Linked DNA regions of Homo sapiens: all the other regions are linked to region 1. A link is an interaction called in ENCODE POLR2A ChIA-PET data of the cell type or tissue named here. Cell type or tissue: HepG2. All regions are shown on one strand. Region 1 overlaps FLNB (filamin B). Region 2 overlaps FLNB (filamin B). Region 3 overlaps FLNB (filamin B). Region 4 overlaps LOC124909485. Region 5 overlaps FLNB (filamin B). Region 6 overlaps FLNB (filamin B).

Region 1 (4,000 bases):
GCCGGAACCCAAACCCACTGTCTAATTGCCTTTAAACACATCTAGGGCTTTTTTAGATGGTGAAGGAGCTGGTGGTGCCCTTCAGACTCTAGCCCCATTTAATGTTTATATGAACTCAGCAATTACTCTTTTGATGTTGAGACTGTTGCACATGTTCATAATTTCCATGAGTGTGTGTGTGTTTCTTAAGACACATTAAAGCCCTCCGAGGAAGTCCTGTCATTGTATTGTGACTGACTTCTGGTATGACCAACTTTTCTCCCCTTGACAAAGAAAAAACAGGCAAAAAAAATTCTAACATATTCCTAAGCAAAGCTCTTTTTTACATAAGAGAGCATTTTGAATAGCTTTCCTAATTCTACTATTGTTTTCCAACCTTTCCTCACTCGTGGACTTCCTTTTTCTTTTCTGGCCTGTACATCCTATACTATTTAGCATTTAATGAATAACCTTTTTCTTTTAATTTACTAACATCCTCTCTCCCACCTAAATGATTTTACATATGTAAAAAAAAAATATATATATATTTGCAGGGGCGCGGTGGGAAGGATACAGGGTCTCACTCTGTCTTTTGGGCTGGAGTGCAGTGGTACCATCATGGCTCACTTGTAGCCTCGACCTCCCAGGCTCAAATGATCCTCCCACTTCAGCCTCTTGAGTAGCTAAGACTGTAGATGTGCGCCACCATGCCTGGTTACATTTTTTACCCTTTTTTTTTCTTTTTCTTTTTCTTTTTTTTTTTGTTTTGTTTTGTTTTGAGACAGAGTCTCACTCTCTCACCCATGCTGGAGTGTGGTGGTGTGATCTTGGCTCACTGCAGCTTCTGCTTCCCTGGTTCAAGTGATTCTTGCCTCAGCCACCTGAGTAGCTGGGACTACAGGTGCACACCACCACGCCTGGCTAAGTTTTTTTGTACTTTTAGCAGACACAGGGTTTCACTATGTTGGCCAGGCTGGTCTCGAACTCCTGATGTCAAGTGATCCACCTGCCTCGGCCTCCCAAAATGCTGGGTTTACAGGCATAAGCCACCATGCCTGACCTAATTTTTCTTTTTTTTGTAGAGGTGGGGTCTCACTCTGTTGTCCAGACTGGTCTTAAACCCCTGGACTCAAGCAATCTCCCCGCCTCAGCCTCCCAAAGTGCTGGGTTTACAGATGTAAATTATTTTATGTTAAAAGAAACTTTATATCACTTTCACAATGGAAAACCAAAGTCACTTGCCATAAAGTGCCACCGTAAGCTTATGTTCATCCATAAACCATCTAAAATCATCTCTAACTCCAAGGGTATGTGTATGACTCTTTGGGAAGCAGTTGTTTGCCAAATAGCCAGCTAAGGCCATTGCAGGAAGGAGGAACCAGAGGAGGAATTACCTTCCGTCTGTGGAGTAGAGTCCCGTCTTCTGGAGTCTGTGACCTTCCTGTATAGAGATTTGTCAAATTTTCAGTGTTAGATTTGGAAAGGAAAAGCCACTTAATAACATGACATTTTCCCCACTAGTCTCCCGTTTCTATTTACTGAAAAGGTTGTCCGTGCTGGGCAGAAGATTTATTCTAGGGCATAAAGGTATCTTTTATCAACCTCTAGATACCATGGAACAGTAGTTCTGTGGACATTTCAAGTAAGGCATATTGGAAGCTATCTTCGCCCTTAACTTTTAGACTTACAACTCTAGGTTTTCAAGCTAGACCCGGAAATGAAATCAGCAATGGTGTTTACTGCTAATTATTGCCTTTATAGCCACCCACATTCTGAAGGCCTTGTAACAGACAGCACGAAAAGATTGGTCTGCCTCAGCCAAGGTGGGGCTGAACTGGTCTCTTTCCAAGCTGTGTTGGTTGTTTTTGCCTGGTTGTTCAGGCGGAAGACAACAACATTTAGACACTTAAAAATGGCTGACCCAGGTTTTGGAACCCAGACAGGCATTTTCAAGTACTGCATTTTCCAAGAAGACTTGAAAAAGTCCAGTCTATCCAATTACTGAGCCCTTGAGTATGGCAGTGAGGTTTGAATAATGTCCAGCACTCGGCCTTAACTCCCTTTCACAAATGAAAGGTTAAATGCTGGAAGCAGGAGCACAGCATGGATTTGCTGTGCTCTCCTGTTTTCTTTGCCAAAGTCACTTTTCTCCAGTCCTTCTGTGGTGTCACTGGACAAAGTTATATTGTGTCTGTATTTGCTAGCCTGGTGTGCTCCCTGAGTGGGACCCCTGGTCTTGGGCAACTACTGCATACTATTTGTGCAAAGCAAATATTTTCTTGGCGGGTGGCTCCAGGTTACCTTGGCTTTCACGACTCTGACTAAAGAATGAAAGATTGAATTGATGTCAAAACTGTGCTTGCAGCCTGCAATCCAAATGCCTGCCGGGCCAGTGGCCGAGGCCTACAACCCAAAGGCGTCCGTATCCGGGAGACCACAGATTTCAAGGTTGACACCAAAGCTGCAGGAAGTGGGGAGCTCGGTGTAACCATGAAGGGTCCTAGTAAGTGTTCCTTTGTTTCTCTATCTCAGGTGTGGTTTTGGCTAACTTTGCAGCCATGGCATATGGATTTCATCCCACGGCCAGTTGTCCTCAATAATCCCAGAAGGCTATGTCAAGGATTTGAGGCTATCTGGGCTCCTTGGGGAAGACGGCAGTGATTGATTAGTAATGTCTGCCCTGGATGCGGCCAGTGGGTGGCTTGACAGCTTTACATTACATCAAGACTTCTGGGAGTAGAAAAAGCAGTGATGTAAAGGAGTTGGGGAAATGCTGCTGTTGGAACAAGTGGCTCATTTTTTATTTTAGACATCTGGGCTCAGAGAGGAAGGCTCTTGCCTAAGGTCATACAGCGTTTGTAATCATCTGAGCTGGAATTCAAGCACAGTCTCCAAAGCCAGTGATTTTCCCACTACAGGTTACATTTTATAGAGTATGAAATTATGTCAAGTACTTAATTACTATGATCAGTGCTTATAGAAGGAGAATAAAATTCCCTAAGATTAAGTTTTCTTTGTAGATAAATGCCATTTGTGGAGGTACAGGTTAAACCCTGCAACCCATTCTCTCTCCCTCTTTTGGGGAAGGAGACAGCAGATGTGGGGATGGGTGTCTTCACTTTTTTCGTTGGAACAGAGAAGCATTTCAGCACTTCTAGTCTCGGGTGTAGCAGCCTTTGGTGGTTTTACTCCCATGCCTGTGGAATCTTGAGCTTCCTGTACCAGGATTGCTCTTACCTTCTGTGTTCCCAACAGGCTGGGGCAGGAGCATTCTGAGCTCCAGAAAGTTAATATTTGACTTCACAGCACCAGGCTTTGGGTCAGGCTGTGCCCTGAGGGTAGCCGAGGTTCTAGACTGCCCAGACCTGGAGTCAAGCTGCTTGGGGACTGTCTTCCCTCCCAGATTATTCCAACAGGAGCCAAGGAGGGTGTGTGTGTGTGTGTGTGTGTGTGTGTGCACGCGCGTGCATGCCTCTGCGTATGTGTGCGTACGTGTGTGTTTTCTCCTGACCTTGAATACTTGCTTGACTCAACGGCTTTCCTGGCCAAACCTCAGGGCTCAACACAAAACAAGTTCCTGCCTGATGGCTGGGTTTGGAGTTTGCAGCGTCACATCTAAAACCTGTCCTCTTGCAGATAGCGTCTGAGGACTTTCTTGCTTTTGTTGTCCAGCTTTAGATGGAAAAGTATACGCTGGAACACTGAACCTAAAACTCATACCAAATACTTCTAAAGGTTTACTTCTTCCCCAGTTTTTGTGGGGGACTAGGAAGGGTAGCTATGATTATTGGGAAATACTGAAATGTGACTGGATTTATCTTTATGCAGGCCCAGGGAGTTCAGGACCTCAGGGCCCCTCGTAGCCAAGCAAGATTTCTAAAGCCAATTAGCTGGGAAATCCTCCATTTCCTCATACCTTGAAGCAGAGATGGCTGTGTTTTTAGCTTTGAAATAATCTCCCAGGCTTTGAGGGGAGAGGTCCCATACTCTGGGGCAGCCCACTTGGTTTTTATGTATGGTT
Region 2 (4,000 bases), 49 kb before region 1:
CCTGGCCTCCATCCCACCTGACATTCAATGTCAGATTAGAATTTGGAAGACCCTAAGTCTCCAGATTGGTGCACTGGGTAGCTCCTGAAATGGGGTGGCTGAGACAGGTCCTCTGTGCCCCCTTCCACAGCTTCCTCTGGGGCCCTTCTGCTCACTGGCATGTGCTTCTGGGCAAATAGGCCTCTCCCAGCATTTGTTTTGGCTCTGTGAAATGGGGTAATATTTGTTCCTATTGCGGGTGAAGCGCTGCTGTTGGGATGCTCAGGTAACTCACTCCGTGGGTAGCTGATATTGCCTGGGCAAGTGGCATTTTAGAGGAAATCTGTGCCATCAAAAGAGTTGGACCTGATCACACTTTTGCTTTTGAATATGCTTTGTCCCAGCCTGGCCATTCGTCACTTGGGACCCCCTGAGTCTCTCTGACCCCACTGTAAAATGGATATGCCATGGAGTTGTCCCAGGAATCAAGGGCAGGTCCTCTCCAGTGAGTGATGGGCTTGCCTCTCACTTCTCTAACACCCTTCTGCTTCCTTGTGTAAGATTTCACTATTAGTGGCTATTCTCTTTTACAGAAGAAAAAGGGAGACGCATGCCTCTTCCAGTTCACTGTTCACCATTGCAGCATATTTATTCCAAGGGACTGGCCGAATCATCCCTTTCTTTGTTAGAATGTGGTTTTGTTGCCTTGAGACAAGTGGCCCGCATGTCTGCACTGAAGGAGGCTTTGCGCAATAGCCTTGGGCACCTCCGGTTCTGCAAGCATGTACAGTACTTGCTCTCCTTTCCCTTTCTTTGTATACTTTTTCTGGTCTGCTACGTGTCCATCTGCATGTGGATAAAGGGTCGTCGTCTTGAGTAGTGATTTTGCTGTGATGTGATTCCTGTGAGGTCTAGTTGCACACAGTGATTCCGAAGGTAGACCCAGCTGGAAAGCTTTTAAATTGCTGATACTCCAGCCCCACTCCCCAAGAGATGCTGATTTTGTTTTGTTTTGGGGAGGGCAGTTTTTTTGGGTTTTTTTTTTAAGCTTTTTGATGTGTAGCCAGGGTTGAGACTGAAGTGATTTTTGTGAGTAACGGAGAAGTGTTAAGGCTTGAGAAGTTGGAAGAGCCATGCTTGAGATAGGACCAAGGTCATATCCCCGGCATTAGCACAGAGCAACCCTGACCTGTTGGAGAGTTGGGCTGGATGGATGCGGTCAGGGGAGAGACTCGCTTTATTTTATTTATTTAGAGATACAGTTTCACTCTTGTCACCCAGGCTGGAGTGTAATGGCACGATCTCGGCTCACTGCAACCTCTGCCTCCTGGGTTCAAGTGATTCTCGTGCCTCAGCCTCCTGAGTGGCTGGGACTCCAGGCACGCGCCGCCACACCCTGCTAGTTTTTGTGTTTTTACTAGAGACAGGGTTTCACCATTGTTGGCCAGGCTGGTCTTGAACTCCTGACCTCAGGTGATCCGCCCACCTCGGCCTACCAAAGTGCTGGGATTATGGGTGTGAGCCACTGTGCCCAGCCTCGACTCGCTTTATTATATCCACACTTGGAATACAATTCGGATTGATTGTAGTGGGGCATTTTATAATTAGGAAAAATTAATCAGGAAAAATCACTCCATGTAGATTAGTACCACCATATGAGGGGACAAGAATTTCTTCAGATTAGGAACTTCTTCCAACAGGACTGACAGGGTCCAAAACTACTCTTGGATCCAGCTTTAAGATGGACCCAGCCCACTGTTGAGTCCCCTCTGAGGTCTTCTCTCTGTGGATGGATTTGATTGTTAACAATGGCTGAGTCATGTGGCACCCAGCCCGGTGAGTAAGACAGCTGAGTAAGAGGGGAAACAGGGCCTTTGGTCAGAAAAACCAGACTGACTTCAGTCTTATCTGTTTAGAGAAGCCCCAGAAGCTGCAAAAATTGCAGCTTCCAGACTTTAGTGTGCCGTGGTCATGACATCGGTGTGGATGGCAGGTTGTCATCTGAGCAGTCAGGGTGGCAGCACACAGCTTGCGGGCTGGCTGATGGCCGAGGTGTGTGAACTGACCTGCCCCAAGTGACTTCAGTGCTGGGCACAGCATAGGAGCAGTACTAATGATATGGACAGTATGCTCAGAGGACGTTAGGGAGCACAGCTTTGTGTAAAGGGCATGCCCTGCCCTGTCCGGATTTAAAGCAGCTATAGCACTGAAACCCCATGGTCACCCTCGCATTTCTACACTTCTGCCTGTGCCAAGTCTAGTTTGTGTGCCTCCTCCATTTTGTGTGTACATGGGGGTATTTTTTTCTGCTAGGCAACTGCTATTTATGCCTCTCAGTACTGTACTTAGTGTGTACCATTCCTGCAAGGTATAGACATTGTCAGCCCATTTTACAGATGAGGAAAATGGAGTTTTTGAGAGGGTGAGATCATTCAGTGGCAGAATGGAATGTTAACCCAGGTAGTCTAACCTCTCTGCTGTAGATCTGATGTCCATTTGAACTTTAGACTTCCCATCTGTGTCTACAGTCTAGCCCTTAAAAAATGTGATAAACAGGTTTTTAGGTAAGTCTGTTAATTTCAGAAAGACATTATTATTATTTTTTAGAAAGTTAGAGCTTATGTTAGGGCTCAGTCTATCCTCCTGCCTCAGCTGCCTGAATAGCTGGGACTGCAGGCACATGCCACCATGCCTGGTTAATTTCTGTGGTATACATCATTGATTACTGAGAAGTCACAGTCCGTTGTTAAATAACTGAGCTATTCATAGCCAAATCATTTTTAAAAACACAAATATAAGCAAAAACAAAACATTTATTTATTTATTTATTGAGACGGAGTCTCGCTGTCACCCGGGCTGGAGTGCAGTGGCGCTATCTCAGCTCACTGCAACCTCTGCCTCCTGGGTTCAAGTGATTCTTCTGCTTCAGCCTCCCCAGTAGCTGGGACTACAGACACCCACTACCATGCCCGGCTAATTTTTTTTTTATTTTTAGTAGAGACAGGGTTTCACTGTGTTAGTCAGGATGGTCTTTATCTCCTGACCTTGTGATCTGCCCGCCTCGGCCTCCCAAAGTGCTGGGATTACAGACGTGAGCCACTGTACCTGGCCCAAACATGTGGTTTTTTTAAATGAAAGTGTGTTCATTTTACAAACAGTGCATTCTTACTAATTTTACAGGCCCTGTGCTAGGGACATGGCCTCGTCTTCCGCTATCTTAGAGTGAAGAAGTAAAGACAGAGAAAGTGTTCACAAGTTGCTGCACAAGTCTCATTGCAGTGCCTCCCAGAGGCGCGAAGAGCAACACCTTTCACCTGGGCTGTCCTAGAAGGCCCGTGGCAGGGTGGGGTTGGTGAACACTGGGGCTTAAGGGGGTGAATTCAGAAGACAAAGGACCTTCTGGGCAAAGAAGGGCCCAGTAGTGGGAAGTGCAGGAGTGTGAGAGTGCCTGGAATTGCCCACTCACTGGCTCTGGAGCTTGGTGCTGAGTGCTTGGGAAGTGTTGGGAGGATCAGTTATATTGCTGGCTGGGTTCTAAAGAACCTCCAAAGTTTACATAAAAGTTACCTTTGATTTGACTGTTCTACCCTCCAGTCACGTGGCTAAATTAATTAAATCAAATTTAAAATTAAGCTCAGCCATACCAAGTATATCCAGTGTTCAATAGGTACATGTGGCTTGTGGCTGATGCACTGGACAGTGTACATATAAAACATTTCCATCGTTGCAGAAACTTCTATTGAACAGCAGTTGTATTAGTCCGTTCTCAACACTGCTGTGAAGAAATACCTGAGACTGGGTAATTTATAAAGGAAAGAGGTTTAATTGATTCCCAGTTCCACAGGGCTGGGGAAGTCTCGGGAAACTTACAATCATGGCAGAAGGGGAAGCAAACATGTCCTTCTTCACATGGAGGCCGCAGCAAGGAGAAGTGCAGAGAGAAGAGGGGGAAAAGCCCCTTATAAAACCATCAGATCTTGTGAGAACAGCAGCATGGGGGTAACCATTCCCCTGATTCAAT
Region 3 (4,000 bases), 59 kb before region 1:
TTGTTGTTGAGATGGAATCCTGCTCTTGTCACACAGTCTGGAGTGCAGTGGCCTGATCTCGGCTCACTGCAACCTCCGTCTCACTGGTTCAAGCGATTCTCCTGCCTAAGCCTCCTGAGTAGCTGGGACTATAGGCGCATCCTGCCATGCCTGGCTAAGTTTTGTATTTTTAGTAGAGACGGGGTTTCACCACGTTGGCCAGGCTGGTCTCGAACTCCTGACCTCAGGTGATCCACCCACCTCAGCCTCCCAAAGTGCTGGGATTACAGGCGTGAGCCACCGTCCCCAGCCAACATGGTTTCTTTAAAATATACTCCCCGCTCCATCCCATTCATGTGTGGGAGTTGAGCTGCATCTGGGTTTTTCTTTTCTCTTTTTCTGTAAATCTTTATTGTATTTTTTTTGGATCATAGAATGGATACATGTTTCTTAAAGTTTGATCATTATAGAAACTTAATTAGACTATTATTTGAGTGCTAACCATAGTGAGTGAGTGCTTACTGTGTGCTAGGTGGCTTTTTATGCCTCATGTCACTTACATGAGGTCTGAGGAACGGTGTTAATCCCGTTTTGCAGCTGAGGAAACTGAGGCTACATTTACGGTCACCTAGCTGGCAAGCAAGTGGCTGAGCCTGGAGCAGCAGCAGATCTGGGGAACTCCACAAACCAGATTTCTGTGTGGTATCCCTGTGGACACAAGGATTTAACTTGATTCTTTTTGCTTTCAGTATCACTTTATGATATTACAATGAGCTTGCAGTATTTATTTTCAGAAGAAAAGCCAGATTATTCCCATTTATGAGAGAAGCAGCCAGGTGGGCAGGGATTTCCAGCGCTGAACCAGCCAGTGTGTGCATTGTCTCTTCCCGCTGAGCGGCCCTGGTGTGCTGGGTTAGTCTGTGAGCCACAGGAAATGTTGTCAGGGCCTCTGGGCTTTTGGATGTCAGCAGGCCTTCAGTGGTGAGGAGGTTGTGGCTGGACTCAGAGGACTCCTTGCTTTTGCTGAACGACCCTCCCCACCAACCACCACCACCACCACCAGTGGGACTAGCCCATGAGCTGTAAGCCAACCTTTTCCTTCCTAACTTAATTTTCCAAAGAATAGTAACTTACCCACCACCACTGCAGTCACTGGGCCGGGAAGACAAGCACTCTTGCCTTGAATCCATGCCTTGAGCCAGTAGCCTTGACCCAGGGTAAAGCAGTTATGTGCTTGGGTCACCTGGGTCATGTTTTTGAAATTGCCTCAAGCCTACCTTACAAATCCTTCCTGGAACCCTGCTTGGCTTTTCTTTGTGGGCTTCCCTTAGGAGGGAAGCTTCCCGAGCAGCTTGTCTTGACTGTAGCCAGCTGGGTGGTCCCAGCCACAGAATTTAACTGTCAAACAGCACCAGAAGGGTTCCTCATCCAGCTGTCTTGCCCCAAGTGCCCTCTTTGCTTTCTTTTTAGAGAGTTCTGAGACTCATTAGAGAGTTTAGAGATTTTAGCATTCTTGAAGTTCTTTCTGTGGTCAGTTTGGTGAACCACTTCATTTCTAAAGTTTCTCAGTTGACCCCATTCTTCCCCAGCTTTGCATTCTCCATGAAGCCACCTGTGTTTGGTGTGTATGGGTTTTCTGCAACCTAGGTTGAACAAGTCCTCTAGAATCCTGAACAATTGGTGATTCATGCTGGCCTGGTTTTTCTAATTGGCCTGGAAATGTGGCTGTAGTGGACACAAGTGGACTTGGCCTCCTCTTTGATGCGGGTAAACTTTAGATTTGCATTAGCTCTGTTTGATTAGAGGATCTTACTGGTTTTTGTTGTTATTTATTTACCTTTTAGGAGCTTTAGTCTCTGTAGGTTTTTTTTTTTTTTTTTTTAAAGTCCGGGTCTTACTCTGTCACCCAGGCTAGGGTGCAGTGGCATGATCACAGCTCACTGCAGCCCCCACCTTCCTGGGCTCAGGTGATCCTGCCACCTTAGTTTCCTGAGTAGCTGGGACTACAGGCATGTGCCACCATGCCCAGCAAATTTATTTCTACTTTTTGAAAACAGGGTCTCACTTTGTCACCCAGGCCAGAATGCAGTAGCACGATCATGGCTCACTGCAGTCTCAACCTCCCAGGCTTAAGGGATTCTCCCACCTCAGCCTCCCAAGTAGCTGGGAGGCTACTTGGCATGCATCACAAGGCCCAGCTAATTTGTGTTTTTTCTTGTAGAGGCGGGGTTTTGCCATGTTGCCCAGGCTGGTCTCGAACTCCTGGGGTCAAGTTATACTCTCTCCTTTGCCTCCAGCCATGAGCCGTTCGTTGCGCCTGGGCTAGTCATTATAGATTTATCCCTTCTTTCATCTCATGCTACAAAAGCAGTTCTTGTATTTTTACCCGACTTGTGATTTTCTACTGGGAATGTTTGTTTGTGATGGTTAGCAGGGTGCTGAGAGGGAATTAATCCCAGGAGGCCCAATATTGGGCCATGTCGTGCTGTTGAGCACAGTCATTTGACACCTATAACTTCTCATCAATTCTTCTGATAGACTGAGGAGGAATTGGGAAATTTCCTAGAGTTTTGTCTGCATTATTGGGTTGTTTTGAGAACATAAACCTTAAACTCTAGCTATGTAAACTGGATAAGTCATTTTGGTAATTTGGCATTCCTTTTTTTTTTTTTTTTTTTTTTTGAGACAGAGTTTCACTCTGTTGCCCGGGGGAATGATCTCTGCTCACTGCAACCTCTGCCTCCCAGGTTCAAGCAATTCTTCTGCCTCAGCCTCCCAAGTAGTTGGGACTACAGGCACACTCCACCGTGTCCGGCTAATTTTTGTATTTTTAATAGAGACAGGATTTCATCATGTTGACCAGGCTGGTAATTTGGCATTCTTTTGAGTACAAGTGAGAGAAACTCACTTGAGCTGGCTTAAGTGAAAAAATTCTTTGTCAGGAGAGTTTTGTGAATTTCTGTTTAGTGGCAAGTTGTAGAAACCACTTGAAACTGCTTAAAGGCAAAAGAGGGAGCCACTTGTCCCAGTAACTGAGACATCCCAGAGCCGACTGCCCCCAAGCATTACTTGGTCCCAAGTTTCAAACGGGTCTTCAGGGTTTGATCTCTCTCCTCATCTCCAGTCTGCTTCATTCATTTTGGCTCTATGTGGTGGCAGAAGGGCTTCTGGCATCTCTGGACCTTTATGCCTCCCAGGTCCAAACCCAGCCAGAAAGGAGAGTGAGAGTGCTGAGTGCAAAACTCTCCTATAGCTCCTATACAAGTCCAGGATTTGCTATTAGACTCCTTGAATTATGTGCCCAGCTCTGAGCCAATGGCTGTGCTTAGGAGGCTCCTGTCTCATGCACCCACCCCAGTACTGGGCATCAGAAACAACCAGTGATCCCTATAATGAACCACGGGTTCACAGACTTAAGTGTAATCCTGCAGCAGGGCCTCAGGAAGACTTGAAACCCAAAATCAGAAAGCCATGGTTTCTTGTCTTCCTGGTGTCTGTTTTGTCCCTTCCCTCTGTAGAGGAGTCCTGCTATCACTGCAGGCAACGGGGCTGCCCTGCAGCTCCTGCTGTTTACATTTCACTCGGTGTAGCCATAGGCAGAGACCTCAGGGAGAACCTGATTCGGCTTGGATTGAGTCAGGTTCCACCCCAGTCCAGTCAGTTGTGGACTGAGAGGTGATGAGGCTGGGCCCTTTAAGACAAATCTGGGTGGGTGGAGTCTGTGCTTAATGAAGTTGTGATGTTAGCTGATGGCCCAGAAGGGACTGGTAGGTGCCTCTCATTGTCTGGTTGGGAAGCATTCTCTTAAGTCCAAGATGATGATAAATAGTATTAGGCCAGGTGCCGTGTCATGCCTCTATACCCAGCACTTTGAGAGGCCAAGGTGGGAGGATCGCTTGAGCCCAGAAGTTCAAAGCCAGAGTGGGCAACATAAAGAGACCCTGTCTCTACAAAAAACAAACAAACAAACAAACCAAAAAAACCCCACAACAATTAGCCAGGCATGATGGCGCACACCAGT
Region 4 (4,000 bases), 74 kb after region 1:
TAGAAGCCACTGCCTCCTGTTACATCAAAGACATCCCAGGGTGGGATGCACCTCTTTATCAGTCAATGGCTAGGACCACAGGGCAACCCTTACCTGCACCTGGGCTTGGCTGCTATGGAAACCAGCTGTTTGTGCAAATACCTTGAAAACTTTGAAACTTGACCCCGGACAGGCCTGGTGCCAGGTCCTTTCCGACTTTTGTGTTTTCTTTCCACCTTTCACTACTGACTTTGCCTCTTTCCTACCAGGAATGGACAGGGCCGATGGAGGTGAAGCGGACAGCAGCTGCACTGCCCTGTAGAGATTCCCAGGCCCTGCCCACTTCAAAGCACACAAGCCCACCTCTTCCTCATCACATTTCCCTTTGCAACCCAGGGAGGCACTCACCAGGATGCTGCCAAGAAGGAAACATTTTATTAACATGTTTCTTTGTTTCCGATGCACTTAAAACACTTGGGCCTCTTGACCAAGTCTAGTTTTAGGACTTCAAAGGGGCGTTGAAAGCCACATTTTGATGACTTTGGTGTAAAATGAGTAGGGCATATCGGGATTTAATTTCCCTTGAAAGTTGCACAGACTTAAAAATTAGCAGAATAGGCTAGCAGAATAGGCCGGATGCGGTGGCTCATATCTGTAATCCCAGCACTTTGGGAGGCCGAGGCAGGCGGATCACCTAAGGTCAACAGTTCCAGACCAGCCTGGCCAACATGGTGAAACCCCCTCTCTACTAAAGATAGAAAAATTAGCTGGGCGTTGTGGTGCAGCCTGTAATCTCACTACTCAGGAGGCTGAAGCAGGAGAGTTGCTTGAACCCGGGAGGCAGAAGCTGCAGTGAGCTGAGATCGTGCTACTGCACTCCATCTGGCCTAGGCAACAGAGTGAGATTCCATCTAAAAAAAAATAAAACAAATAGTAGAATAAAGGTTAAAGGCAAAATGAGTGCTTGATCCTTGTCAACCCGCCAAGTTTATATTAAAAATGGGGAGTGTTGCTGTTAACTGAAGTGCGCATTAGCCTCAGTTCTCAGCCCTATGGAAGTAGAGTCAAGGAAAGAGATGGAGTCTTTCCAAATCTCCATTAACTTGGAGGGGGAAGAGGCTGTATAATCTGTATATTTCACGAATGAAAACTCCCAGAAATTAGTATCTTATGCAGGTATTTTTTCCCTTTCACAGTAGTAAATCATAATTTGAGGAAGTAAAAATGTCACATTGGGGGCAGTAAGGGCTCAGGCAAGCCTGGATTCAGTTTATTTTTCTGGCTTTGTCCTAAGGATGCTGCCTAACGCATGGTGGGAGGAATCTTTCTAAACAAAGAGATCCTTCTCTGCTTCGTGATAAGGCTTTTGTCTGAGCCCCCAGGCCCACGGGGACCGGCTCATGGGCATGGAATTTAGGGAGACCTACTCCACAGCCCTCACACCCTTTTTCTCTCTTCCTCAAGAGCTCTCAAGAGCAGGCAGGAAATGGAGAATCTACGAGCCTGACTTGTGGCACGGATCCACATATCCAAGGGTGTTTTGTATTTTGGACTCGCTTATCTCCCCGGGACAAAGTACAAAGATGAAAGAATCTGCAAGCCTTTTGTTGCCCATGTTTCTCCCTCTGCCCTGACTGCCTTGCCAAGATACCAAAACACCTCTCCCTGTCGGGGGCTGCCCTCCCTTTCTAGGAAGTGGACGTGCTTAGGGCAAAGCTGGTGCTGAACCCCGGCAGGGTGTATTCAGAGGAGGAGAAAACCTCAGCAGAAGCACCAAGTCCTGGAAATGCCAGCTTCAGGCCCAGCTACAAGCAGCCTGCTCCATAGCAGCAGAATAACCTCGTGTAGCAGCAGCATTCAGAGAACAGCGGGTCACATGCTGCAGGTTCAAACCGGATTCCAAGCCCAGCGCTGCTGCTTACCAACCGAGATACCTCAGGCGGTCACCTTCTCTGTGCCTCACTGCTCTCATCTGTAAAATACGGAAATAATGGGAAACTTCCATTCTAAAATCAGATGAACTCCAGAAAGGCATCTCCCCCTGCCTCCCTCCCGCTCAGCACATCCACCCCGCAACTGGCCTGGGCAAACTTTCCTCAACCCAAAGCTGTTGAGAGAGGGACTGCCTGAGTGTTGCAGAGATTCGGCTCCCCAAGGCAGACTGGAAGGGGCACCCCAGCTAGGGAAAGGGAGGCTTATGGAGAAGCCATTAAGCGTGGTGGCTCTAAGGTTGGGCTGGGGATTCAAATCCTGGCCCTGCCATGACCTCTGGCAGGCAGGTCACTGATCCTTCACAGAAAACTGTGCCTCAGTTTTCTTTCCAATGAAATGGGGTAACAGGACCCACCCCATAGAGTGTTCTGAGAACTCACTGACAAAATATACGTAAAGAGCATTTCAGGCCAGGCATGGTGGCTCACTCCTGCAATCCCAGCACTTTGGGAGGCCAAGATGGGTGGATCACTTGAGGTCAGGAGTTCAAGACCAGCCTGGCCAACATGGTAAAACCCCGTTTCTACTAAAAATACAAAAATTAGCCAGATGTGATGGCATGTGCCTGTAATCCCAGTGGGGAGGCTGAGGCAGAAGGGTTGCTTGAACCCAGGAGGTGGAGGTTGTGGTGAGCCAAGATCACGCCACTGTACTCCAGCCTGGGTGACAGAGCGAGACTGTCTCAAAAAAAAAAAAAAAAAAAGGCATTTCACAGAGTCCAGTACATGATAAGTGTTCGTGAAATTACTATTATTGGTGTAAAGGAACTAAGACATTAAGTTCTGAGTCCTAGGAAAGCAGTGTGGTGTGGCAGACAGAGTCTTGGTCTGGGCATTAGGGTTAGGCAGTATCAGTAGGAGTGGGTGGGGTGGGGTGGGCCAACCACAGAACTCTGTCTGAGGTGGGATGTTGGTGGCCTCAGGGAGTGGCCAGAAAGGTGGGAGGAGAAAGGGGTGAGTCACATGCACCTAGGAGGGCTCCAGCCCACATGCCAGCCTGTTCTTGTCCCCTGGTTTCAGAGCTTCACCATTTTCCCTTTGCATAGGCCTAGGCCAGTGACAGACCTGAGGGCTGCTCCCACACTGCGCCATCCCAGGGATTGTTAGATGGATGGAGCTTAAATAAGTTAATAAACTAAGAGTAAGAAAATTATCATCGTAAGTAACACTAACGCTATGCACTGAGACTTACTATCACATTTTTTAAAGGAGAGTTTGTCAAGGCTCAGAAAGGTTTAGTGACTGGCCGGGCGCGGTGTCTCACGCCTGTAATCTCAGCATTTTGGGAGGCAGAGGCAGGTGGATCACTTGAGGTCAGGAGTTCAAGACCAGCCTGCCCAACATGGTGAAACACCACCTCTACTAAAAGTACAAAAATTAGCCGGGCGTGATGATGGGCGCCTGTAGTCCCAGCTACTTGGTAGGCTGAGACAGGAGAATCGCTTGAACCCGGCAGGCAGAAGTTGCAGTGAGCCGAGATCGCGCCATTGCACTCCAGCCTGGGCGACAGAGCAAGACTAAAAAGAAAAAAAAAAAAAAAAAGGTTTGGTGACTTCCCCAAGGTCACACAGGTAGTCATTAATGGTCAAGGCTGTGTTAAAACTCGGTAAACCTGTCTAGGAACGGGGCCGTGAAGTTGTGCACGGCTCCAGACACAGAAAACAGAAGCCAGAGGAGGCTCTCCTAGCGGGCCGTTGGCCTCCTTGGGCCCGCGGAAGGCGGCCCTTTGGGAGCGCCTCTCTGCACCGTCCCAGCTCCGCTCCCCTCTCGGGGAAGTTGTGGGCCTCGGGGGTGAGAGGACGACTGCCTGGGTTGTCGTGGCCGCAGTGACCGCTAGGGGTCGCCTTGGACACGCGAAATACGTCCGCGAGCGGAGTCCCTGCGGTGGGGAAGGCGCGGGCTCTCCCAGACCAGGAGGAGGGGGACCCACCCACCTCTCTTCTTCTGCGCTGGTAAGTCCGGGGGCTCCAGCGCAGAAGCTTCGGGGGTGGGGCAGAGAGGCTGTCTGGAGTTCTAGCAGCAGACTCCGC
Region 5 (4,000 bases), 80 kb before region 1:
GCCTGAGTCTTTCAGGCAGCTGTCTTCACTTTGGCTCAAGTAAACTCTTTAATAGTTTAAATTTTAAGCCTCTGCCTCTTTCTTTTAGGTTGACATCTGTTTCCATTTTACAGATGAGAAAACTGAGGCTCAGCTCTGCCTCACTTTACAGGTCAGGCTTAATCCCTAATCCCTGCCTGCATCATGCTGTAAAGGACTTTTGTGTCAAAACTGAGTTTCACACTCTGTAAAGTAAAATAGATATATTGTAGTGAGAGGGTGTAGAAGAGACTGTTTTCTGCTTCTGTGGATTTTTTTTCTTCCTGTTTTGCTTTGCTCCAAACTTTACTCATTTGCGCTTGATTCATGTGAAACTGAAATTTCCTTCTACAGAACAAAACTTTTTGGGGGCTACTTACCATATCTTTTCCCACACCGTGGAGCTCTGACTGGGACCTTTTCCAGTTTTTGGAGACATTGCTCCAGTTCTTTCCCTGCCTTTGGTTTCCAGGGGGCAGTAATGTCACCGCAGGTGTGGACAGTAGGGACCAGCTAAAGGTTGCTTTGGAGGAGGTGGGCAGGGCTTTTGTTTGTGAGGTCTAGAAACCAGAGGTGAGGAAGGAGGTGTCCCTGGAACTCCCCCTGGCTGCAGGGCTCACAGCACACACCATGACACCACAGGGGTGTGTGTGTGTGTGTGTGTGTGTGTGTGTGTGTGTGTGTGTGTGTGTTGAGGGGAGTGTTGTTGAGAGCCAACTATGCCAGGAGATCCTTGGTGACAGCGGACATAGGCACAGCTATGCTCTGTCAGGAATGAGTTCACCCACACCCTTTTCTTCTGCTACCTTGTTTAACTGGTGGGAGGGTGTGCTGGGTTGTGTTTGCTGGTGAGCCCAGCAACTGCACCCTTCTTTCCAGGCCTAGCACCCAGCCTTTATCAGTCTCATGGCCCTGGCACAAGTGGGCAGCCTGCTTCCAATCCAAGCAGGCAGCTTTCCGCTCATCTGCAGGTAGCCTCGTGCTGTGGCAGCACAAAGTTGTGTGAGCCAGAGCTGAACTTGTGATCCCCACGGGCATCTCCTGAGGCGCACCTCTCCTGAGAGAGAAAGCTGGTCCGTCCAGCCCATTCAGGGCTCAGCCTCCCCAGCCGTCGCAGGGCTGGCTTGCTGAAAGGTCTGGGTGTTAACACAGCACTCCTGTTCTCTCTCTCTGAAGGCCCTTTATGCTGGCATGAATTCCTTTTCTCATAGAGATCTGAAAGCTCTTTTGACTAAATGGGTCACCTTTCTGAGTATTTTCATAAGGCTGTCAGCCTTTACCATGCCAGACAAGTTTTCTGGAATTTCCTTTCCAGAAAAAAAAAAAAAAAAGGCTACTAAAGAGGTTGGAGTTATTTGGAACACAGGGTGGAATTCTGGCATTCGAACTATAGGGAAACGGGTGGGGATTTGTGGCAGGCACTATGTAAATTTGCCGCAAGCCCATAAATTCAGACTTTAAGATGAAAGATGGCAAGCAGCAGTCAGCTTTCCTTCAACAGGCAGGAACGGTGCTACCTTCCGCCTGTGCTGAGTGTGACTGAGGGAGAGGCAGGCCTCCTAGGGAGGCCGGGGCAGGAAAGGTTTCTTGGTGGCTAAAATAGGATTTCTCAGTTTCCCCCGTGTCCCAAGAAAATAAGTTCTTATCATGCTTGTACCACACTTCTTGTGCGTATCACCCTGGTTTCCCTGCACCTCCTTGAAGTGGTTTATCAGATTCCAGGGACACAAGAATGGTTTGGCATCTACAGCCTATTGTGGGAGCAGGGGCCCGGCCTGGTGCTTCTTGCCCAGGAACAAACTGATTGTTCCCTTGGTGTGGGGTAAAGCAGGCCAGAGTATGGGACCAGGCCCTGCCTCCCAGGGGACCTGAGGTGCAAGGTCTTTGAGCTGAGACCCTAAAAGGCCTTTGTGAGTCTGTAGTGCTATCAGTTGAGCAGAGTTCAGGGTTCTGTTTACAAGATTCCCTCTCAGCAGAGGCAGGGAGGGGTACCTGCTGGAAGACCAGGAATGTGCTGCTGCTGGGATGGGGGCCCTCGGTGGAGCTTCTAGCCATCTGGAGGCAGAACCCAGAATGTGTTCTGAGTGAGGCGCCTTGGCAGAGTTGGCTTGAAAGCACCTAGGCAGTGGCTTGTCACATTCCTTATCTCCACCAAAGGAGGCAAGCTAGCACCTGGGGGATGGCTCTCCCATCAGGGAGTCCTTTACAGGATGTGATCCAGGTGTCACATTACACTTCCTGCAGGTGTGCACCTCTTACCTAATTGTCTCTCCTATCCCTTTTTCTCAGCACTATTGTCTGACATCCATGGGGAGTCACACCCAAAGTTGGGCATGAGGTCCTCTCCTGGGCACCCAACACCTTGTTTTTTTGTTTTTGTTTTTTTTGGAGATAGAGTCTTGCTCTGTCACCCAGGCTAGAGTGCAGTGGTGCCATCACAGCTCGCTGCAGCCTCGACCTCCTTGGCTCAAGCGATCCTCCCACCTCAGCCTCCCACGTAGTCAGAATTACAGGCACACACACCAACACTGCTGGCTAATTTTGTATTTTTTGTAGATTCGGTTTGCTATGTTGCCCAGGCTGGTCTTGAACTCCTGGGCTCAAGCGATCTGCCTGCCTCAGCCTCCCAAAGTGTGGGGATTACAGGCATGAGCCACCTCACTTGGCCACACTGCCCTCTTACTGAGCCGTATTGGTGTTCTAAATGGCCTTCTTACTCTCCCACGGGTCATCAGTGCTCCAGGGGCAGGCGCTGTGTCTCTTGTTTACCTCTGTGGCTCTGACCTTGGCACTTAATAGGAATTTAATAAATAACTTGTTAAATAAACAGTCTCTAGTATAATAGCTTGAGTATTAAGACTGGTACATTGACTTATTTGCAATTCAGAAAATGCAAAACAGTGGTTCTTTGCTGCCTTTAGTGAAGTGGGAATTATATGTAGTAGACAACTGGGTCTGGGGTCCCAGTGGAACACTTCGTTTTTGGACTGTGATGCTGAACTTAAAGAACTCAGCAGTTCATGTTCATTCTCTGGACATCTGTGATTTGCTTCAACAACTGTTAGAGAACAAGGCCTTTTCCAGGTGAAGCTCAGAAAATGAATTTAATAGGAAATTACTGAAAGTCACAATCATAGTAACAGTTTCATTAGTTACAGTGAATATAGAGAGAGCCCATACAAAGTACCAGGCATTGTGATAAACGCTTCTTACTAATAGCTATACAAAACATCATTGCAATTCTGAGAAGTAGTTATTGTTGTAATTCCCGTTATGCAGATGAGAAAACTGAGGCACACCCAGATTGGCCAGTGAGTGTGTGGTTATTACTCAGATTCTTGTCTGAGATTTTAATCTTCATATTTTACTGCTTTCCCAAGGAAAGCCATCAGCTCAGCAAGTCTTTGAAATTTGCTTCTTTTTTTTTTTTTGAGACAGAGTCTTGCTGTGTCTCCCAGGCTGGAGTACAGTGGCGCAATCTTGGCTCACTGCAACCTCCGCCTCCTGGGTTCAAGCGATTCTCTTGCCTCAGCCTCCCGAGTAGCTGGGAATATAGTTGCATGCCACCACACCTGGCTATTTTGTATTTTTAGTAGAGACGGGGTTTCACCATGTTGGCCAGCCTGGTCCTGAACTCCTGATCTCGAGATCCACCTGCCTCGGCCTCCTAAAGTGCTGGGATCAGGCTTGAGCCACCGAACTCGGCCTTTTTTTTTTTTTTTTTTGAAATGATGTCTCCTTTTGTTGCCCAAACTGCAGTCTTGGCTCACTGCAACTTCTGCCTCCTGGGTTCAAGTGATTCTCCTGCCTCAGCCTCCCGAGTAGCTGGGACTACAGGCACGTGCCACCATGCCCAGCTAATTTTTGTATTTTTATAGAGACAGGCTAAGCTTGTCTTGAACTCCTGACCTCAAGTGATCCACCTACCTGGCCCTCCCAAAGTGCTGGGATTACAGGAGTGAGCCCCTGTGCCCAGCCTGAA
Region 6 (4,000 bases), 87 kb before region 1:
ATGGGGCAGTCCAGCCAGCTGGGAGGAAAAGGGGTCTCTCAGCCCAAGAATGATGATCAAGGCCTAGAAGTTTGGGTGGTGTGTTTTGTTTTGGGCCTTTAGAGAAAGGAATTGTTTCCTTTTCAGAGGATGTGGTCTAACCCTAAAGTTTACTTGACTGACTTAAACCAGGCCAGCGCCAGAGCAGGCAGGGTGCGTGTTCCCAAGACTTCGGGTCACTAGGCAGCTTCCAGGGTGGTGGGTCACTGGTCCAGTCAGCTCCTTTTCCTTCCTCTCCCTTTTGTGCTACTACTACCAAAATAATTTCCAAATAACCTTAAGTTCTGCTCTTTCTTGCATGTCTAGCAGATGCCAGCATGTCTTTTGGGTAGTACAGAGAGTGCTTAAAAAGTAGCAAAGTTGGCCGGACGTGGTGGCTCATGCCTGTAATCCCAGCACCCTGGGAGGCCAAGGTGGGTGGATCACCTGAGGTCTGGAGTTTGAGACCAGCCTGACCAACATGGAGAAACCCCATCTCTACTAAAAATACAAAATTAGATGGCCGTGGTGGTGCATGCCTGTAATCCCAGCTACGTGGGAGGCTGAGGCAGGACAATAGCTTGAATCCAAGGGCAGAGGCTGTGTTGAGCTGAGATCATGCCATTGCACTCCAGCTTGGGCAACAGGAGCAAAACTCCATCTCAAAAAAAAGTAGCAAAGTAGCATGCTTTGTCAGAATTATTAATAACAAGTTGTGGGCCATGTACAAGGTGGCACATTAGCATTCAATGTCACTTGTGTAGTAGTTAAGAGCAAGGATTCTTGGTTCAAATCCCACTTGCCACTAAGTAGCTATTAGAAACTTCTGTGCCTTGGTTTCCTTATCACTAAAATGGGGATAATAACTACCTTCTTAAAAGGCTGTTATAAAGATTAAACAAGTTAATAATTTTTAAAGTGCTTGGCACAGTTTATGGTACATAGTAAGTGCTCTGTGAATGCCTGTTAATTAAATAAGGCACTGTTTAATAATCTCAAAAGTCATGCCGGAAAGGTTTGCACACTGAAAGGGCATTTGAAATCAGCGCGCTCTGGGGAGAACAGCTTGGTTGGCTAAGGTTGATCCTACTTGCTAAAATACGGCTATGGACTGCCTAGAGGGTGTCACCTCCTTGAAAGGGGCTGCCCCCTGCTATGTTATGGCTGCCTCCAGGGCCCATTCACACCAGCTTTGTTTCCAAGCTGGACAGGGAGCTCCAGGCGTCTGGTCATTCCAGCCTCCCACCCCTTTCAGGAATCTCTGGGCCAAATCACTTCCAGATGGTGGTTGGGCCTCTGTGGAGTTCTCCCAGCAACGGCGGAGCCAGCATGCCAGTCGGCAGCCGCCTTCGTTCTTGGAGAGTCTGAGCTAAAGGAGGGCTTTGATTTGGAGCCAAATTGTGTCTCTTGGGTCCTGGTTTTGTGCTGTGAGGCAGGTACCATGGAGTGGGCTGCTGGCTTAGTTGAGGATGGCTGCCCTGCTCCTTAGGGGAGCAGATACCCAGGGCCTGGAGCCTTTAGGCCCTGCCTCCAGTAGCTCCATGGTCAGGGTGCCAGTCACCTTGCGTTTTCTTTTTCTTTTTTTTTGAGATGGAGTCTTGCTCTGTCGCCCAGGTTGGAGTGCAGTGGCGTGATCTCGGCTCACTGCAACCTCTGTCTCCCGGGGTCAAGCAATTCTCCTGCCTCAGCCTCCTGAGTAGCTGGGATTACAGGCGTGCGCCACTATGTCTGGCTAATTTTTGTATTTTTAGTAGAGATGGGGTTTCACCTTGTTGGTCAGGCTGGTCTCGAACTCCCAACCTCGTGATCCACCTGCCTCGGCCTCCCAAAGTGCTGGGATTACAGGCGTGAGCCACCGGACCCAGCCAACTTTGCTACATCAGTTTCCAGGTAGCATATCCTAGGCAAAACTGGATGTAGCCTAGTGATTCAGGGCCTCGGTCTGAAGCTAGACTGTCTGGATTCTAATCCGCACTCTGCCTGATACCAGCTGTGCAACTCTAGTCCACTGCTTTAACCTTTCTGTGCCTGCTTCCCTGTCTATAAAATGCAAGAGCAAAATAGTTGCTATCTTAGAGTTGCTGGGAGCATTATATTTGATGAGGTTAAGTTATAGCACAGTGTTGTCATTATCACTATGAATATTGTGCTTTTGGACCCAAGTCCAGGACTTTGTCTTGTCTTCTGTCTATTCTCTGGCCAGTCCAGATATTTTTGGAATCCTATTGCTGTCATCTGGTGTGTTAGCTGTTCCCTTTCTCCAAGTTCAGAACGTCTGATGAAGATGTCTCCCAAGATCCTTTCTTCCTTTCCTCATTCAACAAATATATGAAAGCCCATCTCTGAACCAGGCCCTGTGCTGGGTGCTAGGACAACAGGAATGAGAGGATCATGTCCTTTGCTTGCCTCAGATACTGCTCAGAGGAGAAGAGACAAGCAAGCAGGGAGAGCCATGCAGAGGAGAGCTGCTCAAACCTTCAGGCCCATGCTCATCACCTGGGGACTTTGTTAAAAATGCAGGTCTGATTGAGTAGGTGCTGGGGTGTAGGCTGGGATTCTGCGTTTCCAGTCAGCTTCAGATCCTGCTGTCTGTGCACCGTGCTGTAAGTAGCAAGGATCTAGGTGCCAAGCCCTCTGAAAAGGAGGAGCACCTGCCCCTAGGCTGGGTATGGGTAATCTAGAAGGTTCCCTGGAGGAAGGGACCTTTCAGCTAAGACCTAAAGCGTGACTAGAATTAGGCAGGCAAACAGACATTTACACAGGAGCAGACGAGTGTGTCAGTTTAGAGGTCTTGATGCTCAGGTCAGAGGGGCAGTGGAGGGGTGGGCAGGGCTGGTTTACCAAGGGCTTTCTGAAACTGGAGGCTGCCTATGGGGTATGCTCCTTGAGTTTGTTTGTTTGTTTTTTTTTTTGAGTTGGAGTTTCAATCTTGTTTCCTAGGCTGGAGTGCAGTACAGTGGCATGATCTCGGCTCACTGCAGCCTCCATCTCCCGGGTTCAAGAGATTCTCCTGCCTGAGCCTCCCAAGTAGCTGGAATTATAGGCATGTGCACACCTGGCTAATTTTGTATTTTTAGTAGATATGGTGTTTCACCATGTTGGTCAGGCTGGCCTCGAACTCCTGACCTCAGGTGATCCACCCACCTAGCCTCCCAAAGTGCTGGGATTACAGGCGTGAGCCACGGCATCCAGCCCCTTGTTTAGTGTAGGGTAGTAAACCCAGCCAAAAGGGGTCGTTTATCTCAGGGGTCTCACCTGTTGCTCCAGTCATTCCTATTAGCAGAAAGTTTTGTATGTGCCCCTTCCTCATATATATATATATTTATATATGTATTTATATATATTTATAAGTTATAAACATACTCTACTGTCAATTTGTATATTAAATATTAGTAAATCTTAGTTTCTTTTTAGATGACAAATCCAAATATAAAATCTGTTTTTTTCCTGGCTCTAACGGATTATCTTATGTCCCCTTGGGGTGGACATACCTCTTTTGGAGGCTCCCGTGAAGGTTTGTGTTTCTACATTTAGTTTTTTTCTTTTTTCCATATTCTTGTTATTCTGCTTTTAATTTTCATCTTTGAGTATTCTAAATTAAGGAGCTGGATCTGTAATTGTAACACCTTCCCCCAACAATAAGTTTAACTAATGAAAATATTCAATGGAATGAGCCATTTTAATCTAAATGGGGCTATTTCCTGCTTTTATAATGATTACAGTTGCTTTTCATGACATTCTACTAGAAGCCATCTTACATTACTGTTGTAAATCTAGTTATTCATTAAACGGGCACAGTAATCCCTAAATTGGCTCAGGTTATTGTATAATAAACAACAATACTTTCTTCTTCAGGAGCTTGAGAAGTGATCTTGTATTTTTAAGGTGCCTAACTAACTTTTCATGGGAAACTGAGTCCATGTACTGGGAAGAAAGCTTTTTGGGGAAAATGATTAGAAAACCAAATGGGTCTCTTTATGAC

What was found. ChIA-PET counts read pairs that join two places held together with the same protein. Peaks named below come from ENCODE experiments on the same cell type or tissue, not always from the same donor. Only the 100,000 strongest peaks of a DNase experiment are listed, where the experiment ranks them.
Region 2: POLR2A ChIA-PET joins it to region 1 with 11 read pairs; 11 of 35 experiments call an interaction of 5 or more read pairs at or near these places.
Region 3: POLR2A ChIA-PET joins it to region 1 with 20 read pairs; 8 of 35 experiments call an interaction of 5 or more read pairs at or near these places.
Region 4: POLR2A ChIA-PET joins it to region 1 with 17 read pairs; 4 of 35 experiments call an interaction of 5 or more read pairs at or near these places.
Region 5: POLR2A ChIA-PET joins it to region 1 with 11 read pairs; 10 of 35 experiments call an interaction of 5 or more read pairs at or near these places.
Region 6: POLR2A ChIA-PET joins it to region 1 with 13 read pairs; 15 of 35 experiments call an interaction of 5 or more read pairs at or near these places.

The regions. Positions count from the first base shown.
Region 1 is chr3:58,099,859-58,103,858 of GRCh38, forward strand. It overlaps FLNB (filamin B), which reads left to right. Exons shown (of 46, transcript NM_001457.4): 9 at 2,345-2,482. Among named protein-coding and RNA genes, the nearest start is that of FLNB-AS1, 69 kb to the right of the region's middle. In HepG2, no CTCF peak of the experiment used is centred here; DNase peaks (open chromatin) are centred at 2,243 and 3,253.
Region 2 is chr3:58,050,672-58,054,671 of GRCh38, forward strand. All of the region lies in intron 1 of FLNB (filamin B), which reads left to right. Among named protein-coding and RNA genes, the nearest start is that of FLNB, 44 kb to the left of the region's middle. RefSeq lists an enhancer at 1,671-1,965. In HepG2, no CTCF peak of the experiment used is centred here; DNase peaks (open chromatin) are centred at 1,830 and 2,440.
Region 3 is chr3:58,040,504-58,044,503 of GRCh38, forward strand. All of the region lies in intron 1 of FLNB (filamin B), which reads left to right. Among named protein-coding and RNA genes, the nearest start is that of FLNB, 34 kb to the left of the region's middle. RefSeq lists enhancers at 913-1,427, 1,943-2,456. In HepG2, no CTCF peak of the experiment used is centred here; DNase peaks (open chromatin) are centred at 878 and 1,698.
Region 4 is chr3:58,174,086-58,178,085 of GRCh38, forward strand. It overlaps LOC124909485, which reads left to right. Exons shown (of 6, transcript XM_047449435.1): 4 at 3,623-3,761; 5 at 3,842-3,922. Among named protein-coding and RNA genes, the nearest start is that of FLNB-AS1, 5.5 kb to the left of the region's middle. In HepG2, a CTCF peak has its summit at 3,794 (motif pointing right); DNase peaks (open chromatin) are centred at 96, 1,576 and 3,796; H3K4me3 peaks cover 1,402 bases.
Region 5 is chr3:58,019,387-58,023,386 of GRCh38, forward strand. All of the region lies in intron 1 of FLNB (filamin B), which reads left to right. Among named protein-coding and RNA genes, the nearest start is that of FLNB, 13 kb to the left of the region's middle. RefSeq lists enhancers at 387-1,369, 1,370-2,350, 2,351-3,332. In HepG2, a CTCF peak has its summit at 482; DNase peaks (open chromatin) are centred at 565, 1,175, 1,955 and 2,775; H3K4me3 peaks cover 512 bases.
Region 6 is chr3:58,013,142-58,017,141 of GRCh38, forward strand. All of the region lies in intron 1 of FLNB (filamin B), which reads left to right. Among named protein-coding and RNA genes, the nearest start is that of FLNB, 6.7 kb to the left of the region's middle. RefSeq lists enhancers at 449-949, 976-1,489, 1,490-2,002, 2,003-2,516. In HepG2, no CTCF peak of the experiment used is centred here; no DNase peak of the experiment used is centred here; H3K4me3 peaks cover 224 bases.